2 separate regions of the Homo sapiens genome follow, and region 2 is linked to region 1. Evidence: read pairs that join two places in POLR2A ChIA-PET (ENCODE). Cell type or tissue: OCI-LY7. All regions are shown on one strand. Each heading gives the region's core, and the rest is flanking DNA. Links, peaks and the distances in the headings are about the cores only.

Region 1 (7,030 bases), core at 807-5,806:
GGACACTGTGGGATAAAGGCTGCAACAGCAAGAAGAGAGAGTGACGAGCAGATCCACATGGCTCAGGCTGACCCAGGTCTGAATCTTGAAGCTGCCACCTTGTAGCTGGGTGAGGATGGACAGAGGCCTTACCTCTCAAGCAGATAAGCCACCTCCCTAAGATGATGATGTGAGGAGAGAAGTGAGACACTGTGGATAAAAAACCTAGCTTGGACCAGGTGCGGTGGCTCATGCCTGTAATCCCAGCAATTTGGGAGGCAGAGGTGGGCAGACTGATTGACTCCAGGAGTTCGAGACTAGCCTGGGCAATATGGCAAAACCCCGTCTCTACAAAAAATACAAAAAATTAGCCAGGCATGGTGGTGTGCACCTGTAGTCCCAGCTACTTGGAAGGCTGAGGTGGGAGAATCACCTGAACGGGGGAAGTGGAGGCTCCTGTGAGCCATGATTGCGTGCACCTCTGCACTCTAGCCTGGGCAACAGAGTAAGACCTTGTTTCGAAAAAAAAAAAAAAAAAAAAACAAAACCAAAAAACTTAAAAACCCAGCTTGGGCTTTCTAGATATTAATAAGTGCTCACAGATGTTCGTTGCTATTATTAGTCTATTATTGCCAATAACAGGTGGGCAAAAGTTGCTGTGGGAGCATGTTGAGCCCTTCAGTGACAGTTTTCCAGGTGGTAGGGCAGCCCTAGCCGGGAGAACAGCATGTGCAGAGGCACCGAGGCTTAAAAGTGCTGGATGTTTTTGGAGAGCAGTGGGAGGAGTTGCTGATGGAGCAGAGTCATGAGAAAGTTTGATGGAGGCAGAAGCAAGGCCAGGGAGGTAGCAGAGGCTATCCTGCCGGGAGCCCCGAAGGATTAAACACTCACTGACCCGAGGCAGTCCCTCTGCACCTTCCTTGGAGGGTGGTTCTCTAGTGAGGGTTGTCCAGGAAACTTCAGGATTAACTTTTGCATGGGAGGAAGGGCTGGTCTCTGCTCAACTATCCATACATTCACCATCCTTCCCTCTTCATTCCACCCAGGAAGCACGAAGAAGAAGAGGTCCACTCCCTCTTCCTGAGATGCTTTTCCCACCTCTGCACTTGTTTCTCTCTTCCTGGGACTCAGTTTCTCACCTGAGAGAAGAGGGTAGAAGTGGAGGAAGCGTCATGACCTGACTCACTGATTGATCATGATATAGCACCAAGTGCATTTCTGGATGCTGGTCACTGTCAAAGGTCTTTACTTGCATCGCCATTGAATTCTCATACCAATCCGTTGAAATGAATGCACTTATCCCCCACTGCACAGAGGGAGAAACCGAGGCACAGAGGGTGAGGCAATTTGCTAAAGGGCATGCAGCTTGTAAGTGACAGGAACTCACGTCTTGGGGGGCATCTCAAAGTTGCCATGTGCTATCCTTCACCACCTTCTTCACACACTTTGTAAATCTAAGGCTGACTGCAGAATATCTGGCCTCTTTTGCTTTGTGTACCTTTGGGCGCTGGGCAGTAGGCATTTTGGAGATGGGTCACAGTGGGGTGTGCTCTGGGTATGTAACCTGACTTTGGGGAAATTCCTGGGTGCAGACGCTTTGTGGGGAGGTGTTCTTGGATGTCTCAGAATCTAGAATGGCATTCCTTCGCCCACAGATGTGCCTTGATGCAGGCAATGTGCAGCTTGATTGATGTGGCAAGATGGTGGCTGAGCCCCACGGTGGCCCCAGGAAGGAATGAATGAATCTTTTAGGATGGCTGATCAGAGCATCACATGACCACAGACCCTCCCTGTTTCAGAGGACATCCAAACACAGGCTTACATTTCCTTTTACATGGGGGCAAAGTTTGGGGCCAGGGTTCAAATGCTGGCTCTGCCTCCACTGGCTTTGGGGCCTAGGGAAATTTTTTCACTTCCTTGAACCTTAATTTCTTCATCTGGAAATAAAGATGAAGAAATAAGTTGCTAATTTTAGCATCTTCAATAAGTTGCTAAATAGTAACTCACAAACACAATTCTGAATTGTCATAAGGATTTGTAATCATATGGAAAATGCTTGGCTTCCAAGCTGTAGATAATATTGATGTAATATCCAGCAGATTTTTCTCTGCAGTACTTATAATTGTGATTATATGGTTATATGTGAGCATTACTCTTTTAGTCTTCTGTTTCATCCACTAGACCTGTGGTTCTCAACTTGGGGCAGTTTGACCCTCCCCAGGGGATATTTGGCAATGTCTAAAGACGTTTTTGGTTGTTACAACTTTTCGGGGGATAGTGGGGGAGAGGAGCTACTGACATCCAGTGAGTAGACACCAGGGGTGCTGCTAAATATCCTGTGGTGCACAGGAGAGCACCCCCACAACAGAAAATGATCTGATCCCAAATATCAATAGTGCTGAGGTTAAGAAAGACTACACTGGACGATGAGCCCCATAAGGTCCGTGACTGTGTCCAATTCATTCAGCTGTGTGTCTCCAGTTGGCCAGCGTGATCAGCATGATGTCCAGCACACAGGAGACAATCAATATGCATTAAAGGAATGAATGAGGACTTGGAAGGCCTTATGTCCCCTGGAGTCCCAGGGGTTTAGCTTGTGGAACATTTTGAATAGGCAGAAGAGATTTAGATGAACTTGAATGATGAACAGCCAATTAGTAACTCAGGCCAAAGACATTCAGACCGAGCTCTCTGTTTTCCTTCCCAAGCAGGTGCTTGGGGGCCCAGATTATCTGAATTGTTCCTGCCATCACCACTGCATTTTACCCATGTAGATACAGGACCCGTCTTTATCTGGAAAGTAGGCTGGGGCAGAGGAGCATAGGTGCTGTCAGCTGGGCCCTTGGGATTTGCCAAGCTGGGGCACAGCTGCTTGTCAGCTTCCTGTTTTGTCCCTTTCTAGTGGAATGAAGGAAACCCACTGAATGGCTATTTTCCACTGACATTTACAGCAATGTGATAGGCCTTGGATTAATGAGGTCAAACTGCAGTGTGAAATCTGCCTGATAACTTGAAGCTTGGCCAACGGGAAGACATCGCTTGTTTTCTTTGGACCGTTTGATGTCCCTGGATGGCTTTAGGCAGGAAAGCAGGGGTCTCAATTCTGTACGAAAGAGGAGGGTGTTTTACTTCCTGGAATTATAGAGGCCAGAGGTGTCTCTTTTTCAATTTATTGGGAAGGTTTATTTTAATATGGACTTAGAAATAAATAACTTATTAAAGTGAAGGTTCACCTGGAGCCTTAGGCTGGCTGCTAAGTGTGAGTCTGGGCTGTTGAAGGGACTGTGCTGTTCTTCTGGGTCTCTGTAGGAGTTTGAAGGAGAAGACTGGCCCCAAAGGGTGTTTGAACAGGTTAGATGTGCCCATTGGTTAGAACTTACTTGGATAGGGAGAAGGGATCTAGGGCGTATCCACAAACTTGCATATGGATCCCCTTTGGTTTCCTGCTAAAATGCAGAAACTGACTCAGTAGGGCTGGGTATGGAGTTTTCTGCATTTCTACCAAGCTCCCAGGGGGTGTCAAGCTGCTAGTCTGTGAACTGCACTTTGAGAAGCAAGGGTATGGGAGACCCCAAGTCTACAGGTGAGGGTTCCCTGGTGCAAACCGCTTAAGCATGAAAGCAAATGCAGCCTGTTGTGCCTGTTCACACAGCCATCTGCTGTGCTGGCTGGCTTGCGGAGTCACAGATGTTCACTGTGCCCCTTCTCTGTGTGCCCAGGCCTGGGACCAGACTTGACAAAGAGGATGCTTGGTCTCAAGGAGCAACTCAGACAGCCAGAATGTCAGCTAGAATGATGAGCTTTGAGTACTTTCAAAAACATGTATCCAGGTACATGGTGTTCCTGGGTCATCTGGTCACCTGGGACTTGTGAGAAGTACAGATGCCTGGGCCTTAGCCCAGTCCACCTGTGTTAGAATCAGCCAATATAGGGCCCTGAAAGTCTGTATTTTCTCAAAGTGTGCCAGGTGATTCTGATTCACAGCCAGACTGATGGAAGGGAAGGTGGGAGGAAGAACTGCCAGTACATGCAGGTTAATTGCTCAGCAGGACCTATGTAAGGTTGTAGAGTTGTGTATTGCTGATGGGCACAGTGGCACTCGGCTAAAGGAGAGGCTGAAATCTAGCCTGTGGATCCACTTGCCAAGCTCTGCACCCTGCAGGGTTGCATCTGCTTAGAGGGACGGGCACCTTTTTCTTAATATTCATCATAATCACTTGGTACTTATTATGAGCCAGGTGCTGTCTACTTAACTCCTTTAGTCCTCCTAACAACTCTAAGGGGTGACATCATCATCATCATCATTATTATTATTATTATTATTATTATTATTATTATTATTATTATTTTGAGACACAGTCTCACTCTGTCGTCCAGGCTGGAGGGCAGTGGTGCCATCTCGGCTCACGGCAACTTCTGCTTCCCGGGTTCAAGTGATTCTCCTGCCTCAGCCTCCTGAGTAGCTGAGATTACAGGCACCCGCCACCACTCCTGGCTACATTTTGTATTTTTAGTAGAGAAGGGGTTTCACCATGTTGGCCAGGCTGGTCTCAAACTCCTGACCTCAAGTGATCCACCCGGCTCGGCCTCCCAGGGTGTTGGGATTACAGGCATGAGCCACTGTGTCTGGCCAGGTGTGACTTTAGTGCTACTCTGATTTTACTGTTCAGGAAAGTGAAGCAGAGAGGTTCAATGTCTTACTCAAGGTCACACAGCCAGTAAATGGAAAAGTCAGGATTCCATTTCAGGACATCCGGCTTCAAAGTCCTTGTACTGAATCATTACACTCTCTGGCCCTTTCTTTGCATAAAAATGCTGTCTTCTCTTTATGGGGCTATCCCTACTCTGAGGGAGTACCTTTTTTCTTGTCCTTCCTTCAGAGGGGGGAAGGCTAGCAATGACCTTGGCTGGCTTTAGAGTCAGGTACGGGTTTGATTCCTACCTCCAGCACCTACTGCAACCTTGAGTAAGTTACATGTGTGTATTTGCTGAGCCACAATTTCCCCATATGTAAAACAGGAATAATAATAGTATAATATAAATTGATATGATTAGGCATTTAGCCTCTGCTTGGCAGGTAGGAGGTACCTGATACATGCCAACTATTCTTATGGCATTATTATCATTAGAGTTAGTCCCTAGGAGTATTCAGGAGCTAGGGAAATAGGTGAGCAAAGCACTGTGTCATTATGTCCCCAGGAGCTGGGTCATTCATTTTGTTCACTAGGTTACTTATGGCCATTACTTACCTGGGCATCCCTAGTCTCCTCCGCTTCTTGGCCCCAGAGTCTGTGCCAGCCTGGAGAGTTCTCAGAATGTCTTAGTTCAGACTCTTAGTCAGAACTGCCTTTGTTTCCTCACATCCAAGAACAAGTAAAACATACAAATTTTGACACTTATTCTCTTTAGGTCTCTTGACTCTTTTTGGTGACTTTCTCTGTCTCCTGTTTTCTTTCTGGAACTATTGCTGTCGTTGGCTATCCCATGGACTGGATAGAGAGGAAATGTTGCCTTATAAACATTGCCAATTACCTTATAAAAATATAGGGAAGATTTTCACCAAAATGTCATTCATTTTTTTTCTTTTATATATAAACTTAAGCTTTTGTTTTCCTATGGCTGTATGTCATGCTTTTTAATTACACAAAGTATATAAGTGTATCATAAGTAAACTTTCCCCATCTTCTCAGCCACTCATCCCTTTTCCCCGGAATAAATCTATAAATGTTTTATGTATTTTTCCATAAATTTCATATGCATATATAAACCCATATTCATTTACATGTTTATCCATTTTTCTTTTTAACACAACTATACAAAACTCTCCTGAGATCTTCTTTTTCAGCTAATTTATCTGAGCACATGCCAACACACAGATATACCTGGATCTTTAAGGCTATCTGATAGTCCAGTGATAAAAATGTACCATCATTTGTTTTCTAGTTTCTTGATGATGGCTAAGATAGTTTCCAGTTTTTTTCCTCCTACAAATGTATAATGTTGCAACATCCTTGTTTGAACAGTGTATATATCTTTGTATACTCTACATACTGATGATTTTATTCATAAGGAAAATTCCTGGCAGTTTCAACTGTGATAGACATTGCTAACCTGTTCTCCAAAGAGGCTGAACCAATTTCTGTTTCCTCAACAGTGTATGACTGTTTCCCCCATCTATTCTCCAGCACTGAGGATTAAGTAACTTTCATTTTTGTCAGTCTGACAGATATAAAGCAGAACATTTCTGCATAAGGTTCTACAGTAATTTTTAGATTTTATGACCCTTTGGATTATGCCTACATAATGATGATCAAATATTCAGAAACTACATTGTACCTGGCCTTAGGCTTGGAATTGGATACAAAATTAAATGAAACCAGCTTTTGCCCTCAGGTTGATCCCATCTCCTGGAGTTGGCAGACAAATGAACAAATAAAATGAGAGCAAAACTGTATGGTTCACATTGTGCTAGAGAAATGCATAAGCTTAGCTAACTTTTGTTTGATAAACTCTATATTCATTAATATCACAAATGAATTCATAAAATACCGTATGCATTATGTCCCAGGGTGTGAGGAGGCTTGAAATTCTCAAAAGAAAACAACTTGATTAGAAGCAAAAAGAAAAAAAAAAATAATGGAGCTTATCCTTAGTGGGGGCAGCAGAAGAAGTGGGAAGTTAGGAAGGGGTGAGTAATTTTAGAATAGTCTCTTTGGTAGTTTCCATGTTCACAAATAGGGTTTGTTTGAGGGAGCCTGTGGGGAAACCCAGCTGAGTTTGCAGCTGGCACTGATTACCGATCACTCAAACCCGGGCAGATCTGTACGTTGGTCCAGATAGAGTGGGAGCAAGGAAACAGGAGGCTGGCTTTAAAAATCAGCAACCTTGAAGCTCATAGAGGTTGGATGTAGGTGGCATAAATAGGCTGTTTACCACAGGGATTACAAGCAGGTGTGCTCTGAACAGGCCTGTGGTAGAGTGGATCCATAGAATGGTTTTCAATCAATGAATGAACATCAAACATCTGTCTATGTATTGTAAAGGGACCTCC
Region 2 (7,030 bases), core at 634-5,633, 180 kb after region 1:
TCTTAAACACTACTCTGTCCTAGGTCCTATGCTAAACGCTTTACATGTACAGTCAGTCCTCTGCATCCTGCGGGTTCTGCATCTGTGGATTCAACCAACCTTGAATTGCTAATATTACAAAATAAAAATAAAAAATAATGTAAATTTAAAAAAATACAGTATAACAACTATTTACATAACATTTACATTGTTTTAGTCATTCTAAATAATCTAGAGATGATTTAAAATATATGGGAGGGTATGCATAGGTTACATGCAAATACTATGCCATCTTATATAATGGACTTGAGCATCTGCAGATTTTGGTGTGGGTTGGGGGGGTTTCTAGAACCAACCCCACAAGGATACCGAGGAACTACTATACTATCTTATTTATTTTTCACATTAACTTGGTGAGGTAAATACTTTGATTACCTCATTTTACAAATGAGCAATCAGGGACAGAGAAGATGAGTAACTTGTCCAAGGTTCACACAGCTTAGTAAGAGGTAGAGCCAGGATCTGAACTCCCAGCAGTCTGACACCATAGCCCATGTGCTTAACCATGATCCTATCTAGAGTCTGTAAAATAATATTAATTGAAGTTTAAGTTAATAACCTCAAGAACTGCAATCTATAGTCTTTGGGACATTTGAAGAGCAATTATCTTACACTTAGGGTGTTTCTTTGGGCAGATACCAGTTAGTCTTCACTGCCTCTTTATCGATAGTACTGGTGGTGCAAGCCCAGAGGAAATGGGGCATAGCTGATGTTCCCATAATAAAGGCAAGTGAAATTCTGCTCAAAGATTTGCAACTCCAGCTGAGGACCCTGTGTTTAAAGCCTTTTGTGAACAATTACATTGCTTGATAACGAAAATATGGGGGCATTTTCTCACAGTCCTTTGTGGGAATTTACTTGTACACATGCTGGCAAAGAGGTTGCACTTGAACTTAAAAAATACCATTAATATGTAGTGTAAGTGAATTATTTCTAAAGCTTTGTGTTTTTATTTTTTAGTTTCTTACTGATGGAATGCTGGTCAGGGAAATGATGGTTGATCCGTTGTTAACAAAATATAGGTAAATGTGTTTTTCTTATGATAGCTTTCCTAGTTTCCAAAGTCCCCAGGTAGACGGAGAAGCAGGTGTGTTAGTAGCTGGGATTCACGTCTGTGTTCAGCTGCCCCAAAGCTTTTCTCTTGACCTTGGCTGTTGGGACCCTTGGTGTTTTTCTCAGAATTTAAATAGTATGGCCCTTTACAGACACTCAAAAATGGGCACATTAAAATTCCTATCATTACTTAGTCTGGTGACTTGTCCTTTTTATTTTGCCTTGTCACACTCCAGTATTGATGGTGACTGCAGAGAACTAACTGCCCTGTGTTAAATGTAATATACAGAGTCCAAATAATTTTTTATCACTTCCCCCTCTTTGTCTATCTGTCTGTCACTCACAGCATTAAAGCTGTCCTACCTAGGCTCTGGTGTTCTCGAGGAGAGTGTCACATTTGACCCCCTGGCCCACGTGTGTCACAACTGTAGTCAGCTACCTCTTTGACTGTTGTTATAGCTTAACAGTCTTCAGATGGTTGGGCTTTGTTCTGATTTTTATGTGTTCTGTGGGGTTATAGGTTGGTTATGTTTTCATTTAAAATCAGATATTAAATTCTGTTGGAATTCAGTGTGGATGGTAAAACGCTTAAAGATAACAATAGTACACTTTTTAAAATTCAGGTATGTTAATGTCACCGTTTTTATTAACCTAAGAATTGCCTCATTGTCAAAGAAGAGTGACTTAGGTTTACTTTTGATGCAAAGTGATTGTATGAGGACTAAATACCCAGAAGCTCTTTGATGGTCTAGATGAGATGATGTGTGGCTTTTTTAGAGGCTCACTGAGAGCTTCTCTTTGATTCTTAGTGTCATCATGCTGGATGAAGCCCACGAGAGGACCTTGTACACTGACATTGCCATTGGCTTGCTAAAAAAGGTATGACTTCACTGCCAGCTTTTCATTGTGTGTGTTTATTTTATTGCCTAATTACAAAAGCAACTGTAGCAACTTGGAAAGTACAACAAAATACCAAGGAAGAAAATTAAAATCATCCATAATCCTACCCATTCAGAGAATATCAGTGGTAGAATGTTGGTATATTTTCTTCTCTTTTCTGTGTGTGTGTGTGTGTGTGTGAGTGAGTGTGTGTGTACTTGGATCTGTTTTGGCATACTAGGGATTGATTGAATTATATATACTAATTTGTATCTTGCATATTTCCCTTAACATTACATTAGGATCATTTTTCTGTGTCATTTAAATATTCTCTGAAGATATTATTTTTAATGGCTATTTAATCACATCTCTATCATAAAGTATTTAACTTCCCCTACTGTTAGCAATTTATATGGCTTGCAGATTTTAAATATTATAAATACTGTTGTAGCAAGCACCCTTGTAATTGAATCTGCTGCATTTCTGTTTATTTTCTTTAACTTTTTATTATTAAGGTTTCATACATATCCCAAAGAAGTGTATAATGACCCCCATGTACCCTTCATCTGGCTTCAACAATTACAACTCACAGCCAATCTTGTTTCAATCTTAACCTCCACTCTCTCCTCCCTTCCCATATTTTCTGATTGTTTTCTTTGGACAGATTCCCAATTAGAGTCTAGAAAGAAGTGGTAGAACAGGGTGATTAAGAGCATAGGCATTGAGTCAGACTACCTGGGTTCAAATTCTGGCTTTGCTGAGTTTACTCATCTCTAAAATGGGGAAAATAGTAGTCTCTATATCTGTGCTGGTATACTTTCCTTTATGGTAGCCACTAGCCACCTGTAGCTATTGAGATAAAAGTTAATTAAAATAGAAGAAAGTAAAAAAATTCAGGTTCTCAGTCACGTTGGCTATTTTTCTTTTCTTCTCTCTTTTTTTTCTTTTTTTGAGACGGAGTTTTGCCCTTGTTGCCCAGGCGGGAATACAATGGCGTGATCTTGGCTCACCGCAACCTCTGCCTCCCAGGTTCAAGCGATTCTTCTGCCTCAGCCTTCCCGAGTAGCTGGGATTACAGGCATTTGCCACCATGCCTGGCTAATTTTGTATTTTTAGTAGAGATGGGGTTTGGTTCCTCCATGTTAGTCAGGCTGGTCTTGAACTCCCAACCTCAGGTGATCTGCCTGCCTCGGCCTCCCAAAGTGTTGGGATTACAGGCGTGAGCCACTGTGCCCGGCCACATTGGCTATTTTTCTTTTCTTTTTTTTTTTTTTTCACGTTGGCTATTTTTCAAGGGCTCTATAGCCACAGGTGGCTAGTGGCTTATGCATCGGACAGTACAAATAAGGAAAGTTTTCATCATTGCAGAGAGTTCTTTTAGACATAGGTACTGTATATTGTGATTTGTTATGAAGCTTAAGTAAGATAGCAAAAAACTTTTAGGTTGGTGCCTGGCATAGGGTCACAGCTAGACTGTGAGGTTCTTTTGTGCAAATTAGAAAAAGATGTTCCCTCTGGGAGGATGTCTAGAGCTAGGTGGGAGGCAGGTGGACCGGATTGCTGAAGCCCCTAGCCCCCTCAGCCAGGCATCTTTGCACAGTGGGTACACTGTGTACCTGTATGCAGGGCCTCTGGGCTAGCACATAAGTTAGTCTGTATTAGTTGTTATTATTATTATTTTCATTGTTATTTTATTCCATTGCCAAAGATTTAGATTTTTTGATACTTTAAGGGAATTATTGTACCATGTTATTACCTTTTTCAGGAACGGTATAATAAGAGGGCCGATTTCACTGAATCTTTGCCAACACTGAGTATTAGCCTTAAAAAAATAAATCCTTGCCAATGGGATAGATGGGGAAAAAAAAATCTCATTGTTATTATATATCTTAGCTGTAGCTCATTTGGTCACTTCTCCAATGCCTGTTGATTATGTGTTTCTTTGAGTAACTGTTAATATCTTTTATCTCTTTTTTTTTTGCCATATTTCTGTCTTGGTGTTATCATTTATTGTTTGTTTGCTTTTAATATACTTTTTCATACATAGATTCAAACTATCTTGAGACCCAGGTGTCAGGAAAAAATGGTTTTATTCTCAGTAAATTCAAATTTGGGTCTTAAAGCTTCTTTATAGTTTTTATAATTTAAAAAAATTTACTTTGGAAAATTGCATACATTTACAAAATTGGAAGTAATAGTGTAATGACCCCCCCCCCCCTTTATTGACAATTATTAATTTGTAGTCAGTCCTTTCATCTGTAAGCTCCCTTACCTCCTCCTCAGGCAAAAAAGAAAAAAAAAGACACTGAATTTTTGAAATACATTTCAGATATCAAATGATCTCATCCATAAGTGTTGCACTATTATCATTATTTCCAAATGTCTTCTTTTTTAGATTCAGAAAAAGCGAGGGGATCTTCGATTGATTGTAGCTTCAGCCACTCTGGATGCAGACGTAAGAGCCTTGCCTCCCCTTTCCTCCTCTCCTCACAAACACTTTTGTCCTATATATCCTTGGGAAGTTACCTCTAGCAAGAGCTTATCTTTGGCAGAATGCCCTATCTTCTTTATGGGACCATCTGATGTCCTAGATTTCATATAATCAGAGGTTACTCCTTTTCAGCTTGTGAAATTAGACTGTAATTAATTGAGCTCATAATTACCTACCTGTCTTGTTTATCTACATACTGTCTTTCTCCCCACTTACACAGCTTCTTTTTGTTGTTTTTTCAGTATAAGCCTGTATTTCTTGAATTTGTTTATTTATGACTATACTGTATAGATTTAGATTTTTCTGTGCAATTGAAGTTTCTCCTGGGCTGGGCACGGTGGCTCACACCTGTAATCCCAGCACTTTGGGAGGCTGAGGTGGGTGGATCACTTGAGGTCAGGAGTTTGAGGCCAGCCTGGCCAACATGGTGAAACCCCGTCTCTACTAAAAATGCAAAATTAGCTGGGCGTAGTAGTACATGCCTATAATCCCAGCTACTTGGGAGGCTGAGGCAGGAGAATTGCTTGAAACTGGGAGGCAGAGGTTGCAGTGAGCTGAGATCGCTCCATTGCACTCCAGCTTGGGCAACAAGAGCAAAACTTCATCTCAAAAAAAAAAAAAAGTTTCTCCTGTATATATAATAATTTCCATGTTAAAGTTTTCTGTGGCTAGGTTTACATTATTTTTCTCTCTTGTGGACCTATAGTTTAAACAGCAGCTCAACTCAACAAATACTTTTGACCACTTACTATATTTACATGCAGAAATAGATGTTTGCAGTTCAGTGTGTTCAAAGTTCTGAGGCAGCTAAGGAGGGAGCCCTTAACTCCAGCCAGCTGGGGGGTGTCCAGAAACTTTCGCAGAGGTGGTGACCTACCAGCTGTGCTTGAAAGATGGACAGCCGTTTTCCAGATGGATGAAGGTGGGGAAGGGCACCCTAAATATAAGTGAAATCACAGGGACATGACCATGAGTTCATGGAGCTTCGAGTCTTATCTTACCTGCCAGGCCCTCATGGGTGAATTACCCTTGAACTCCCTCTCTGACTTTATCTTCTTCCACTTTCTCCAGTGCTCCCTACATTTCAGCCTCACTGGTCTCCTTGCTGTTCCTCAAAACAACCCAGGCATGCTTCTGCTCTGGAGGAACCCTCTTTTTAGACCATTCCTTCCCCGGACAGCCTAAGGTTCTCTCCTAATTTCATTCCAGTTTTGAGCATTTATTATCTCCTCAGAGAGGCGCTCTCTAAAACAGCACCCCAGTTGCTCTTTATTCCCTTATTCTGATTTTTTTTATGTTTCTCACTTGTCTATCACTATTTAACATTATATGCATTGTTTATTGTGTGTCTCCTGTCACTAAAATATAAGCTCCATGAAGATCAGGACTTTGTCTTATTTTATCTCTTCCACCTAAAACAATGTCTAGCACAGAGTAGGCACTTGGGTTGAATGAATTTTGACTGACTGGGAAGTAATGGAAGATTAAAATGGGGAGGTTGGGGTCAGATGACGGAAAGCCTTAGAGGCTCAGCCAGAGAGGATGAACTCCATCCTGTATCTGGTTGGGAGCCATGGGAACATGTGAGAGAGGGCAGTGACTTCATCATGTTTGAGCTCTATAAAGATCATTCTGAGTGCTGTGTATAGGAGATGAGAGTAGATATGGAGTCTCTAGTAAGGAGGCCAGTTCTGAAATCCAGGTGAGATGTGGTCCCTGGCTCCTGGCTCCTAGTCTCCCTGTGGCTTCTGGGATACAGAACAACTTGGAGAGAGAGAAAGCTTACCATAGCGAAGGTAAATGTCCAACGTGTCCCGAGACTGGTTTCTCAGACCTTTCCACAGGCTGTAGGAGTCTGTTGTTTTAGGTCTGCCCATGGTAACTTTTGGGTTAAAGCTCCTCTGTTGCCCTGTTTAATTGTCATCTCCCTCACCCATGGTATCTGCTGGCATGCTATTTTGTGGACTGTGGCTGACTTCACCTCTAGTTAGCTCCTCTGTGGCTACATTACACAGAACATCTGTATCTCTTTTTCACCCCCCACCTTAAAAATTATTAAATTAAGTTAAAAATTATTCCAGTTTTTATTATGTTGAAAACTATAATGTCCAAGTCTTTTCTTAGATTCATTTTATTTATTTATTTATTTATTTATTTATTTATTTATTTTTTGACACCAAGTCTCACTGTCTTGCCCAGGCTGGAGTACAGTGGTGTGATCTCAGCTCACTGCAACCTCTGCTTCCCAGGTTCAAGTGATTCTCGTGCTTCAGCCTCCCAAGTAGCTGGGACTGCAGGCATGAGCCACCATGCCTGGTTAATTTTTGTATTTTTAGTAGAGATGGGGTCTCATCATGTTGGCCAGGCTGGTCTCAAACTCCGGACCTCAGGTGATCCTCCCGCCTTGGACTCCCAAAGTGCTGGATTTACAGGCATGAACCACCACGCCTGGCCAGATTCATTGTTAATTAATACTTACTAATTGTTCACAATTGCCTTTTATTGTCTTGGTGGAACACAGAGATGAAAAAAATAGCTTCTTTCAGTTCTGTCTATGGTAGTTGATAT

The links. ChIA-PET counts read pairs that join two places held together with the same protein. Peaks named below come from ENCODE experiments on the same cell type or tissue, not always from the same donor. Only the 100,000 strongest peaks of a DNase experiment are listed, where the experiment ranks them.
Region 2: POLR2A ChIA-PET joins it to region 1 with 12 read pairs; 2 of 35 experiments call an interaction of 5 or more read pairs at or near these places.

Annotation. Positions count from the first base shown.
Region 1 is chr20:38,809,486-38,816,515 of GRCh38, forward strand. The region is part of intron 1 of PPP1R16B (protein phosphatase 1 regulatory subunit 16B); the gene reads left to right. Among named protein-coding and RNA genes, the nearest start is that of PPP1R16B, 7.3 kb to the left of the region's middle. In OCI-LY7, for the core only: no CTCF peak of the experiment used is centred there; DNase peaks (open chromatin) are centred at 2,826 and 3,626; H3K4me3 peaks cover 964 bases; H3K27ac peaks cover 2,058 bases.
Region 2 is chr20:38,990,455-38,997,484 of GRCh38, forward strand. It overlaps DHX35 (DEAH-box helicase 35), which reads left to right. Exons shown (of 22, transcript NM_021931.4): 6 at 1,000-1,061; 7 at 1,902-1,971; 8 at 4,367-4,426. Among named protein-coding and RNA genes, the nearest start is that of DHX35, 32 kb to the left of the region's middle. In OCI-LY7, for the core only: no CTCF peak of the experiment used is centred there; no DNase peak of the experiment used is centred there.